2 separate regions of the Homo sapiens genome follow, and region 1 is linked to region 2. The links are chromatin loops, found by intact Hi-C in ENCODE. Cell type or tissue: dorsolateral prefrontal cortex. All regions are shown on one strand. Links, peaks and the distances in the headings refer to the core of each region. The heading gives the core; the rest is flanking DNA.

Region 1 (7,241 bases), core at 1,033-6,032, 120 kb after region 2:
TAAGATAATATACACTTTGTAAAAATCTTAGCTCTCTTTTCCTATTGCTTGTCTAGTCTGTGCTTTTAATGTAAGCCTGAGCAAGATATAATTAAAAAGTTAAATCAAATGAAAAATACTTTTAAAACCAAATTTTTTAAAAAAAATGTAATGTAGATTAACGATTTGAGATTATTGCTGCTGATAGCACAAAAAAATTGGAAGTTGAATTTACAGTGTTGTCTTACATACAGAAAAACTTTGCATGCTATTTCTTCAAATGTTCTGTGCCAACCAGATGTCAGTGGAAGACATCCTGCCTTTGATATTTGTACCAAACTGTCTTCAGTCCTTTGAGCCATATCCTTGGAACAGCCTGATGTCCTCCACAGAACATCACTTTATCCACTGGTTTCTTCCCTTCTCTTTGCTCTGTTCCACACTAAACCACCTGTGCAATCAACTCTACTCTTTGTTTCTCCTCAAAAGCCAGACATCTGTGCATTTCACGTCCTTGTTTAAGATTTATGGCCATGTTAAGGTATATAATCACAAAACCCAAACAAATCCAAATTAAACAATAGCTATTGCTATTCTTAAATGGCTTTGGCCACCTATCCAAATTGCTTAGCCTCTTCTCCTGTTTAAAACTCCCATAAACCCCATCTCCCTTTCTTTATTTTGCCTTGCTTCTTAGCTTTCTATTGATCAGATCTCTGAGCCTATCTTTACCTTTCTAATGTGCTTTAAATTTTTTCTTAGTTTAACAGCATTGAAGAAATAGTGAAAGATTGCAGATTTAACCTTTCCTTTCTACTACCCACCAATCTCTTTGTACAGAGTAATACAAAATTATTTGCCAACAAAATAAATTTGACACCTTTCTTCCTTCCTCAAAAGGCAGAAAATGTCACAGGCAGTGTTAAATAAGAATTAATCGTATTCTATTATACACATATCCAAGGGCAGTTGAGAGGCATTTAGAATTTGCAGGATTAGTTGATAACTATGAAGATGACCAAAATAAATTGACTGACAGTTAAAAGAGCAGAACAAAATATTCTGAAACACACCCTTCCATCCCCTTGATCCATAATTATTTTACTGAAAAAGGTCCTACATGTGCTTAAAATATCCCCCGTGCTAATTATCTTTAGTCCTAACTGTTATTCGGACATTAAATTTCAGTGTGACTGTCACTTCTCATGGATGTTGCAAATAAACCCCAAAATTGGGGCTTAGCCCAAGGAGGTTCTTGGATTCGCTGAGGAAAGAATTGAAGAGCAAGCTGACAATGAAAGAAAGTTTATTAGAGCAACAGAGGATGGCAAAATAGCTGCTCCAAGGACAGTTTAGTGTTAGCCCATATGCAGAATGACCCATAAGCAGAATGACTCTTGGATTACTGGCTAGCTGCATTTATACCCACTCTTAATTATAGGCTAATTAGGGGGTGGATTTTTCACAAACGTTCTGGAAAAGGGTGGGGAGTTCCTGGAACCATATAAAGTGACTTCCAGATTGTTGCCATGGCATTTGTAAACTGTCATAGTGCTGGTGGGAGTGTCTTGAAGCATGCTAATCCATTATAATTCACGTATAATTAGCAATAAAGGCAACTAGAGATTGCTTCCATCACCTTTGGTCCTAGCTGGTTTTAGCCTATTTCTTTGCTACATCCTGTTTTGTTCAGCAGGGTTGTGAATGGGGATTGGAAAACAAGTTCTGCTGATCTCCTACCTCATAGGGAATCATTCTTCATTTTGAAGTCTGGGTTAATTATTTTCCCTCTAGACTTCCATATACAGTGTGCATTTCTCTCTTGGTATTATTTTCAACACATTTTAAATGCCCTGTTTTATTATAGTTAGTTCCCCTCCCTTAAAATGAGATGCTGCCTGGCACATAATGGATATTCAAAATAGTTGCTGTATAAATGAGTAAATAAAGATGTAGAACAAAAATGTCAGAATGATAGAATAAGGCCGACAATATATAAAATAGCCAAGAATAAAACTCATGGCTGGGCATGGTGGCTCAGATCTGTAATCTCAGCACTTTCGGAGGCCAAGGTGGGTGGGCTGCCTGAGGTCAGGAGTTTGAGACCAGCTTGGCCAAGGTGGTGAAACCCCATCTCTACTAAAAATACAAAAATTAGCCAGGCATGGTGGCAGGCACCTGTAATCCCAGCTACTCGGGAGGCTGAGGCAGGAGAATCACTTGAGTCTGGGAGGCGGAGGTTGCAGTGAGCCAAGACTGCGCCATTGCATTCCAGCCTGGGTGACATGGGTGACAAGAGTGAGACTTCGAAAAAAAAAAAAAATCTCACATTAACCATTATTCATTATCTATCATAGGACTTTGTATTAGTCCATTTCACACTGCCGATAAAGACATACTCAAGACTGGGCAATTTACAAAAGAAAGCAGTTTATTGGACTTATAGTTTCACGTGTCTGGGGAGGCCTTACAATCATGGTGGAAGGTGAAAGGAACGTCTTACATGGCAACAGGCAAGAGAGAGAATGAAAGCCAAGCAAAACGGGTTTCCCATTTTCAAACCATCAGATCCTGTGAGACTCATTTACTATCATGAGAACAACGCAGGAAAGACCAGTCCCCATAATTCAATCTCACTGGGTTCCTCCCATGACACATGGGAATTGTGGGAGTTACAACTGAAGATGAGATTTGGGTGGGGACATAGCCTAACCATATCAGACTTTAAGTCAACATTGGCTATTTCCTTAGATAGTCTGTCTTGTCCTGTCTTTCAAAATATATGTCACTCTACTGTTCAAAGCCCTTCAAGAATTAAGTTAAAAAGTAGACAGAGAATGGAAAATTCAATTGTTTGTTTTAACTAGCATATCCATATCAAGTAATTTCAACAAGCTTCATCTCTATATAACATCTTTATACACTAACTAACCAGTAATTTTGTCTATCTTGGTAATAAGGTCTATCATGGGGCTATAAAATTGCTATGCAAGGATATTTAAAAGTAACTTTCTGAAGAATATTCATTTACAGAGAATTAATGGTCAAGACCATCTGAAATATGTCCAAAAAACACACGGAAAAAAGTATATAATTGAGGAAAACAGTGCAGTGATATATTAAGGTCTGCCAAGTTTCCCATTATAGCACCAGGTGAAATGCTCCCTCGAGTATCACTTGGCATGAAAGAAATCAAACCAGAAGGGAAGCTAAACATTCAAATTGGTTCATGGTTTTATGAGTTATAGAAAGACATTAAAGAAAAAAGATATGGAAAGTTGTAATTTTTCTTTTTAAAATCTAACTCCTATTCTTTTAAAGAGTTTATTTTGATATAAGACATGAATCTAGTCTATTCTCTGACATCATTAGACTGTGCGTGGTCCAATGTGTTAGGTAAAAATAAAGCAGGCACTTAAATGGCCTGGATTTTGAGACCACCATGACTTGAGGACTGCAAAGGATGGTGGAAAATCAACAAAAGCTTTTCAAAATATTTGTATGACAGAATTAAGTTTGGGAAAAGCAATATTTATGTATGAAAAGACACTTCTCACTTATAAACACGCACCTTTATGGTATGCAATTTATAGAATATTTCAAGCCAAATGTGGAATTAAACACAAACTAGTGAATTATTTGAAGACTATTTCTCAGTTTGGAACTAAAATCCCTTCTAGCCATTAAAAATAAATGTCATAGACATGCTCTAACAATACTGCCATCTATCTAGTTCCTTGAAAGCTGCAACATTGACATCTATTCTCTTGAGATTACTGACATGCTTTCTATTCTTGAAGGTTTCAACATTTAAATGAAATATTTTCATTTATTTTACCTTTATGGTTTTAGAACACTCTACTGAATTCACAGTCTCCTTCACATATTATGGTATATAATGTTGAACTCACTTTGGCTCAATCATAGGAGTCCCTTTGCTTGTTTCCAACTTATATTAAATAAGACTTTTAATTTCTTTCCTATTTGTTTCTGAAGTAGTTATCAGTGGGAAAATAAGAGTGCTATAAAATATTTAATACATATATTATTCTTTCCAAGCACATTGGTAAAATTTTACAAGTTATAATGAGATATATTGGCAAGTTAAACATGTACATATAAATAATGCATTGGAGACAGTGACTAATTATCAAGTAGTTAGGTAATAAAACCTGAAAATTGTTTCACATGCTACATCCAGCACTGAATCTTTCTTTGAGTTGCATGGAATGCCATCACATTCTGTGCCTTAATTTCCTACCTAAAATCTGGTTTAATTTGAAAGCCTACTCAGCTTCATTCTTGATTACTGGCTCCGTAGGACTTCTTTTGAGCTGCTATAAGCTGCCAGGCACAAGGTGAAAATTGCAATATAAAGACTAACTCTTCTTTCCAAACTTTAATTCCATCTGACTCCTTTCTTCAGAGAAGCAGTTGCAGCATGACACTGATAGCTTCAAAGCAAGGATTTGGGGAATTATCTGTGATGAGACCTCACAAACTTACAACTCATCAAAATAATAACAATATACTTTCTATTTCAAGTTGTAGAGAATGAATAAATTAGGGTTTTTTTTTTCTGTCTTTACTGTGCCCTGCCTCTTAGAACTATCTTTTTTTCTTCCCTCCCCCACCGCCCCCACCCTGGTTTCAGCTACTAGAATGGAGGAGAGGAAGAAAGCAAACTCCAGATGTGGAAAATCAAAGAGATCAATTTTTTTTTTCAGGTTTCTCCTTCACCATCGTGTAGATTGTGAGGGTCTGGAAAAAGCTCATCACAACAAGAATTCTGATCATGGTGCTGCAATTAGTTGTAGATAGAAAGTGATGAGAAAGGCATATGCTTCCTCTTTAGCAGAAACTACCTTTAGACCCTGTACAGAGGTTTACCCTATACTCTGTCAAAACTCATACAAATCATCACCCACAAGGTATGTGTTTTTATTTCCACTTTGAAGTTTAACATGTTTCAACATTTATGCCATGTCACATAGCCAGTGTCAGAGTAGGTTAGGGAGTTAGAAGTCTTTCTGGTTAAAAAGGCCCTTGTTTACTGAAGTACTCCATAGTTCCACATTCCTGTAAGGCTTTCAAGTGTGTTCAGCTTGTATTCGTCCTTAATTTTAAAAGTGTGCATTTAATGTATGTATTGAGAAATATTCTACCTAATGCATGGATAAAAATTAAAGATAGAGCCCCACCCTCAAGGAGCTATATTGCAGTGGGATGAGAAAGAAACTACACATGTTGAAAACTTAATAATATTGTATTTCATTTTCTCTGCTAATTTTAACATCTCTGAAATTGGAATACCTTCTTTTATTTATAGTAGCCCAGGTTGCAGTGGTAATGTGTTATGACCTATGTATATGTTACCTTGGCTGTTATTTTTGATGGCATAAAGAGACAACCTCAGCCCTTTCACATGTCAGTCCATGAATCATTAAAAAACCATTTAAAGAAAGAATATAAATCCCAGTTTATGTCTTAAAATCTTCTGTTGATGCCTTCTGGCAAGATTTTTAAAAGCACCTTTCTTAACACTTATAGAATGGTATTAGGGCCTTCGAAAGAGTCCCAGAGACAAGGGTGAAACCTTTTATAAAAAGAAATTTTATCTCTTTAATGCTGTAATGGCACAAGATGATGATATTCTGGAAATAAATATATATTTATTTTACTTATGTTTAAAACATAATCAAGTTGGAAAGATTTTTCAAAATAAAATTTAAAAACTTAAATAATAAAAGAATATAATGTAATTGGTGATTTTAAGTGTACTCAAAATAAGGAAATGTCTTATAATTAAAGATGCTGCAAATTCAATGAAATTTTAATACAGTTTCAGTTGGTGGTTAAGTTCAACAGAGATAATGTAAAATAATGTGGGTAGTGGGAGGGAGGCTGTGTGTTGAGGAAGGGAGTTGTTTCAGGTAAAATAGACTGTAGTAGTAGTGTCTGTATTAGGAGACTCAGAGAAGCTTCCCTAAAACTCCATTGACTCACCGTGGATCTAAATAAGGTAAATTACAACCTGGCAGTGATTACACTTGTGTTGCATTTGATACTCCAGTTACTATGCCTTTTCTGCTTCTCATATTTCATATTTGTTGGTGCATTTGCAAGTGTTAAAACCCTAGTATTTGCTCACAAGGCAAAATGATAGGAATGTTTTTACTGCGAAATCTATATTACTCATGTGTAACTACTCAGTAATAGATTAATTCCAGATTTGTTCTCCATAGAAGTTGCACAAACAAGAACTTTGAGAAATACTAAATCAAAACAGCAAAAGATCTCTTACCAAAGCTCTCTGGTGCCTTGTTTTTGCCTTATGGTTTTGCCTTGTTTTCTTCTATATAAAGCTCGAGATGCAACGTCTGCATATTTTATTTGTGCTGTTAACTTCTTGAAGAGGAACCCTATATCGATATCTGTATCTAGGCTCAGTACAGCGTTCTGCATATAAATGCAGCTCTGTAATTATTATTTATAGATTTCAAAGGTTCAGTCATTTTAGGAATGAGACCTCTAAACTAAATCCTATAGTCAAACTAGTTCTTACCCCAATTTTTCTTTCTTTCGACATGGATGCCAGCATTCAAAGTATTATGATGTCAAGAAAAAAATCACAGGCTTCTGCTCAAATCCCAGATCTGACTATCATAAACTAGGAATTGTGGTGAACATTAAAGGCACCAGGTATAACATTAAAGGCACTAGGTATAAAGGTGACTAATGCTGTGCATGGGCCATAATTGATACTCAGATATGGGTGTTATTAGTATTAGCAACAAGAAACCAATAGTGATTTTAAGGAAACAAAGACAAACACAAAGGTCTTTAGACTTTCAAAACTTTGATTTCAGAGTCATGACTTTACTTGATCCTTAGAGAAAATCTTTTGATGGCAGAACACGTGTGATTGTCCTCACTTAGTAGAGAAGAAAACTGAGGTTCAGAGTGTGGAAGTGACACCCAAGGCAAATTTCTGTCAAGTGGCAGAGTATAATCTCCTACTGCAGCATTTTCCTACCAGCAGTTCCCAATGTATGACTTCTGAATTTTCCAGAACCACTTAGGGTGCCCACAATGTCAAAAACAATTGTAAAATAATAGTGTCTGTTATTTTCCTTTTTCATTGTGTTGACAGTTGCACCAGTGGTACAAAAATAATGGTGGATAAAACTGCTGAGGCCTTGACACAAACGAAGGCAATGACACCTAACTGCATTGCTAGTCATTGCATCATTCACCTCTAT
Region 2 (7,241 bases), core at 1,362-6,361:
TTTGACTTTGGTACCTCCTGACCCATAGAGACATTTGAGATTTTTAACCTCTACTCTAATGCCGTTGGGAGTATTTTGTGATTCCCAGAATTAGAATAAATGTTCATGCTTACTCCTTTTGCTCATACAATTCTATGCTTGGGATTTCTTTCCTTTTTTTTCTCTCTTGAGTGAATTTATTCCACCATCTAAAACCCAGTGAAAGACTTTCTCTTCTGTGACAAACTGTAATGCTCAGACAGAATAAGATATCTCTTCTTTTGTGCTTTCAGAACTTTCTACATTTTTCCATTAGAGCCATGGCCACATAGTTGTTCACACATCTCCTTCCCATGATGTGTAGTAAAACTCTTGAGATCAGGATATACTCCCATTGATCTTTCTTACTCCAAAATCAATAATCTGCTTCATACATGGTAGGCCCTTTGAATCCCAATCTATGCCAAGAAGGGCCAGATGTTGGCCTGGATTTTTAGTAGATAGTAAATGGGAAGATGAGAATTCTCATTTCAAGGGACAACCCAACATATATTAAGGCAAATGCTGATAATTACTGTGGCATGTGCAGAGCTGGGAAATAGCACCAAAACTTGTGAGAATCAGTACTACCGCACATGGCAGTAGGATCAATAGCCTACCTTATACATAAGGAAGTAATGGTAGTGGATGCTGTACTTTTTAGAATCATCAATAGCTCAGAGGCAGGCACTGATTTTAATTGAGAGTCAGTCATAACAGTTGATTTCCTGGGTCTGTAGTTCCTGCAGCATCTCCTCACAGGAAAAATAAGAAACAAAAATAGCAGCAGATGCTACATTACGGGTAAGGAATGAGTTCCTGGGCGCAAATGGGGACAACCTCTGGGGACATCAATAGAATAAACGCTTATTTAAGAATTACAGCTGCTCCTAAAATAACAGGTGGGAGAGGAGCCATATAATGCTATATCTACTGTCATTGTGATATAAATGTGTATGTATAAATATGTACACATGATATGCACATATATATAGATATACATATACACACATATGTATGTATGTGAATATATATAGTTAGCTACTAAAACTTTTTCCAGTGTCATAAGAAAACATTCATAGCAGAAGCAAAGGAAGCAGGAAAGAATTACAGAAATTTGAGGGTTATTTTTTGCTGTGGAAGAGGAGACAGAATCACTAATCAAAGATATAGTTTCACATATATTCAGCAGAGGAAGTATTGTTTTAACACTATTTTTTTTTCAGCAATATATGAAACACATGGATCTTAATTTATATCAAAATGTCATACAAAAGGAAGCATTCATCTTTAGAACATTTGCAAGTAAGCTTCCCATCTGTAAACTACCAATTATGATTTATCAAAGTGTCCAAGTACAGAGAAAAGTTTAGTTCTTCGGTATGAAAAATCGCTTTTTAAGCATTTTAGTTTACTTAATATTCAATAAGGTAGATAAAAGTTTAGCCCACACTTTCTATTTACATGAAAATGAATCAACGTAGAAAATCCATAAAGCTAAAAAAGCAGAAACATTTTCCTTGGAACAATTAGGATCTTAATGTGAGAATGTTGACGAATAGATAGGAGATAATGGAGAACTCACATAAGAAAAGATTTCTTTGAATGTGAGAGGAAACAGTCCCCAAGTACCTATGCTTAAGCAGAAGGAAGCAGGACAAAATAGAGGTAAGTGTAGATAGGTTTGTATAGGTGGAAGCAGAAATTGAGGGTGATATCATATTTTCTATGTGAAGAGATAAGATTGTTCTTTGGCTGGGAACTGGGAGGCTGAGTTCAAGTTTGAAAATACGCGGAGAAGAATTGACACTTTTGATATAATGATGAAAAGAAGTTGTTAACAAGAAATTCTGAACAAGATTTATGATTAGAAAGTAATGTTGATAACAAAAATGAGACGCCTAAAGAACTCTACGAATTTGGAAATGCCATGAACTGGGACTCTCACTGAAGTACAGAAATGACCATAGCTAGGAAAGCAAGTTGTACTCAGAGAGTGTAATAACTGAATTAGCAATTCTGTAGTAGAGATAATCTGCATTTATAACAAAATTCATAGTGTGAGAGATACGGATGTACGACAGGGCAGAGGACAGATTCTTCGGAGACAAGTATGTTAAGCATAGAGGGTTCATACGTCATGAAGGATGGCAGTGACAGAATTTGGATGAAGATATGTTAGTGAACCAATTACCAGAAGTTAGATGATAGCAGTAAGAAAGCAGTTGGAATTGTATAGTGAAATTTCATGAATCTCAAATGAATCTCAAATGTGTTTAGTGTGAGAGTGTGTGTGTGTGTGTGTAGGTGAGTTGGATTAGTGTCCCACCAAATCTTAAGTCAAATTTTTGGACGTGGGGACTGGATCATGGAGGCAGAGTTCTCATGAATGGTTTAGCACCATCCCTTCTTGGTACTGTATGGTGAATGAGTTCTCAAGAGATCTGGCTGTTTACATGTATGTGGCTCCATCTGTACCACCTTGCTCCTACTCCAGCCATATAAGATGTGCCTGCTTCCGCTTTGCTTTCCACCATGATTGTAAGTTTCCTGAGGCCTCCCTAGAAGCAAAAGCTGCTGTGCTTCCTATACAGGCTACAGAACCGTGAGCCAATGAAACCTCTTTTTTTTTTTTTAATAAATTACCCAGTCTCAGGTATTTCTTTATAGCAATTTGAAAACAAACCAATACAGTATGTGCATGTGTTTTTTGTTAGTTTTACAAGAGAATGGTGTCTCATTGCTAGAAGTGCCACTGCAGTTTAGGGAGTTCAGAAATACCACCTCACCATCCAGGGGTGTGTGTGTGTGTCCGAAAATAAGCAACCAGCATTAAGAGGGAAACAGTACAGGTGATATCTTCAGATGAGTCAAGTTTCACTTATGGCAGGCAATGTAGAAGTTGAAGATAGGTTTTATTATTATTATTATTATTCTAGATGGATAGTTCTAGAAAATACTGTGGGAAAGTTTTGAAGATGAGGATATGGTAGACAGCTGAGTCCAAAAAAAGCAAGTGCAGAACATTGAGAAGAACAGTACAGTAAATGATAGAAGATCATGTTTCCTTATACATGAGGCATTGACCGATAGAAAAGAGAGCAACGGCAGATGGAGAACCCTTTTGAGCAGGGTGATGTCAGAGTGTAGGGACTTGACAGTTTGACTCTCTCAGCTGGAGTGACCCTCCTCGGTGGTTTCCAACTATGACTATATGATATATAGCTGGGGTGAAGGTAGTTAGAGAAATCACCACCATTATAAATTAATACATTGCCATGTATATTTATATATCAATCCCCGCCAAATATTTTTAGTGTGAATCATTGTAATAGTATAATAAAATTTTTGTATATTGACACAATTGATTTCCTGCACCTGCAAATCTAATGTCCAATATTTAAATTACTATGTTTCCACCAAGGTAATTATATTATGAGATTTGCAGTCTAATAGCCAACCAGTCAACTTTGGAGGAAAAATCATATTATCTTCTCATGTCTTTTAAATTGAAACACATATGGACTAAGATTTTTATCATATATGAAAAAAATAATCAACTATTAATTTTTGTCATAATGAGAGAGGCTATTCCCTCTCTTAACCAATAGCTTATATCTTAATTTTCTGAACTCTTACGAGTATGCAAAAAATTACCCATCTTTTACACAACTGTATATACTGCCAACTATCATTGGATTAATTTTTCTAAAGTAGAACTAAATTATATAAGATCTTTGGAAAACAGAGGATATGATATGATTTGGCTGTGTCTGCACCCAAATCTCATCTTGAATTGTAGCCCCCATAATCCTCATGTGTCATGGGCGGGATCTGGTGGGAGGTAACTGACTCATGGGAGGGAGTTTTTCCATGCTGTTTTTGTGATAGTAAGTCTCATGAGATGTGATGGTTTTATAAAGGGCAGTTCCCCTGCACACGCTGTCTTGCCTGCTGCCATGTAAGACGTGTCTTGCTTCATTTTTGCCTTCTGCCATGATGATGAGGCCTCCCCAGCCATGTGGAACTATGAATTAATTACACATCTTTCCTTTATAAATTACCCAGTCTCAGTTATGTCTTTACTAGCAGTGTGAGAACAGACTAATATAGGCATGAAATGTGATTCCTGGGTTTCTTTGACTGTTACTTTTGCTCACTCTGTTAACATGCATTTTTCTAGAATACCTTCTAGATATTAGTTATTGAATTAGACCAAACCTCTGACCTTGGGGAGTTCATGAGTTGATTGTGTTCAGTTTTCCCATCATTCTGGTGATCCTGCAGAGGGCACACTTCAGTTTCTAGATTTCATTTTAAATATTGATTTTCCAACAGTTTAAACAAACAAAGGTCATCCTAGAAAAAGATTTTTTTTTTTAGTAACAATTGTTTAAAATTTTTTTCTTTTTTTTTTTTTTTGCAAACACAAGTGCCAAAAACTCTGGCCTTCATTCACACAAAGTTTCATTTAAACAGATTGTCTTCTTTTCTCAGACTTGAATTTAGCTGGTGACTTGACAGTTGAACAGATGTTCACTTCCATTTCCGTAAGTCTGTATGTTTTGAAAAAGAAGATTAACATATTCACATCCAACAAAAACAAGGGCAGTTAAACCCAAACCATTTGTCTAAGGGAAAGAGGATAGAATTATTTTCATCTTTTGCATTGTGTCCTTTCATATAAATCTCCCTCACTTCACACACACTCACCTTTGGCTCTCAGAAGGAGCCAAAATTTAATTTTTCATGGGAATGTGTAGAAATACATGTAATGAAAATAATATTGTTTATGCAACATCAAGGCTTTCTAGATTTGTCTATCTTTGCCAGCAGCTTTTAAGAACATTCACTTAAAGCAATCTAGATAGTTGTCCTTATTGGAGAAAACATCAAAACCTCCACAAAAAGAAGAAAAAAAATAGAAATGCCCTGGCACTGTAATTAACACTTTGAAACAGAGATCCAGGCTACTTCAGGTTAATTTCAGAGACCCTAGCAAAACACGTATGCACACCTTCTTTATTTGAACCATCCATTCATTATTCTTTTTGTGTGTATAAACCTGGTGTTAATTCAAGCGGAATGCTCAGATGATTTGCTGGTGGCATATTTAAATAAAACACATAATTTTGTAATGTTGGTAAGGAGACAAAATCAGTGAACAGTACTTTGTGGGTAATCTGTTGAGAGGAAAAGAATGAGAGAATAAAAAGTAATGATACTCTGTTCTCTTATTCTATTTAGTGTATAATCATGGTACTCTCTGTTCTGCTTTCATGTAAATTCCTCTCCCCCCAAAAAAAGAAACAACAACAAAACACAAGTATGCAGTTACCCTGGATCTTAAATTAGACAATGCAGGTAGTGATTTATGGATAATGAGCTACATCAACAAGATCCAGGCTGGTGAACTGTGTGGCAGGTTGAATCAAACAAAGCTAAGTTACGTGTGATACTGAGTTCAGTAGATCCCACAGGGGATCCAGAAATCTCAGCCAAGGAGAGCTGCCACGAAAAGAGATACCAAATTTGTATACATATTTATTTAGATTTCACATTTCAAGAACATCCTAATGTACAATAGTCAAGGTGTTACATTTTACCTGAAAAAGTGCATATCATGAATGTTAAATTGTATTAAACAATTTGAAATGTAATGCAGATCATCAATATGATTATAGTTCTATGAAGTTCCATTCATTCACTCAGCTGGTATTTATTGAGGACTTAACTAGATTCATTCAGCAAACATTTTGTGGGCACCTTCCCTGTGATAGTCATATTTGGGGATATTGAGGACACAAAAGTGCTATGTCTCTGGTCCCAGAAATATAAAGATGAATGGCCTATTGTTTCTTCCCTTAAATAGGTGTTGAAAAACCAGATACATAAGCATACCTAACTAATTTGATTCATTGTGATAACAGATAAGATAGGAAGTAATTAAAAACTTATTAGTGTTAAGAGAAAAAATATCTATTAATTTTGAATATATGACAAGGAGCAGGGGAAATTTTCCAGATTAGGTATTGATGATGGTCCATAAGAGGAGTTATGATGTAAGTAGTAAAAACTTGTACTCAGACCTGTGATCAGTAAGATTGTAGTCAGTTTCAATATATTGTTTTTATCTTCTTTTCATGTTGTTATTTCACCTACAAATTTCTATATAAGCTTATAGTCCAAAACCATACCTTTTAATGCCCTTTTTGAATTTTAATGCATTGAAAAGTATGGTTGAATAAGCCATGCACTTGCTATTAGATACCTGGTTGCTTCTAATTGTTCATTAAATGATCGTATACAATTTTGAAAGATTGAAATATGTTCATAGAATTGACCTTCTAGTTTTACACACGCCATTAAAAGTTTGAGGATTGATCTCCAAGGAGACTGATTCTGTTTTAAATGCCACCAGAGACATAAAAGTATTCTAGATTTCCTAGAGTTTATTCAATTTTTACTGGGGCAACCATTCAATTTCAGCTTCTGTAGGGCAGAGACCATTTCATTGACAATACAATATACACTGAGGATTTAGCATAATAACTGATATATAGTAAACAGTAATTAATCATCAAATGAATGAATAAATGAATGAATGTTGAGCACCATTTTAATTTACCTTCATTTATTTAGTAAGTGCATTTTAGCATTATATAGTTTGTTTGTATCCACATTTTGATATATTATTCTATCATCATATAATATCCCCTGTGTACTGCATTAATGTAATAGATTTCTGCCACACACATTTCAGTTCTTAACCAATAGCCATTCTACTCATTTTTTCCTGGCTAACATACACTAATTGCGTTTAGAAGAATTACGTGCTCAATCCCAAAGATAAATAATGACTATCTAAGCATATAGACTTCATCTTTCTTTGCCAGACTTTTGCAGCTAGCTGTGGCCATATCACTTATTTCTTGCCATTGAGTCTATAATCAAGTTTCCTGAAAAGTCTTCAGGGAATTGTTTCTTTCATTTGCTGGAAAAAACAAAAAGGAAAAATAATAACTTGTGGAAAAACCCATTTTTATCAACATCTCCTATGATTATTGGCTTTGAATGAAGTCATGATGTCTGGAGGTGTTGCAGCCATCTGGAAACCATATTTCAATATGCCTGTGATCAAAAAAGCAACAAGCTGCAGACACTGGAGTAGAAAAATGCTCTTGGTAAAAATATTGAGCTGTACTAACCCTGTATTGCCAACC

What was found. Hi-C counts contacts between places; a loop is a spot of excess contacts. Peaks named below come from ENCODE experiments on the same cell type or tissue, not always from the same donor. Only the 100,000 strongest peaks of a DNase experiment are listed, where the experiment ranks them.
Region 1: a loop joins it to region 2, with 2.2 times the contacts of the local background. A loop is called at or near these places in 3 of 110 quality-filtered maps.

What each region holds. Positions count from the first base shown.
Region 1 is chr14:85,853,086-85,860,326 of GRCh38, reverse strand. No RefSeq gene overlaps it. Among named protein-coding and RNA genes, the nearest start is that of LINC02328, 78 kb to the left of the region's middle. In dorsolateral prefrontal cortex, for the core only: CTCF peaks have their summits at 3,489 and 3,695; no DNase peak of the experiment used is centred there.
Region 2 is chr14:85,976,106-85,983,346 of GRCh38, reverse strand. The region is part of intron 1 of LINC02328 (long intergenic non-protein coding RNA 2328); the gene reads right to left. Among named protein-coding and RNA genes, the nearest start is that of LINC02328, 45 kb to the right of the region's middle. In dorsolateral prefrontal cortex, for the core only: a CTCF peak has its summit at 4,311 (motif pointing right); no DNase peak of the experiment used is centred there; H3K27ac peaks cover 1,232 bases.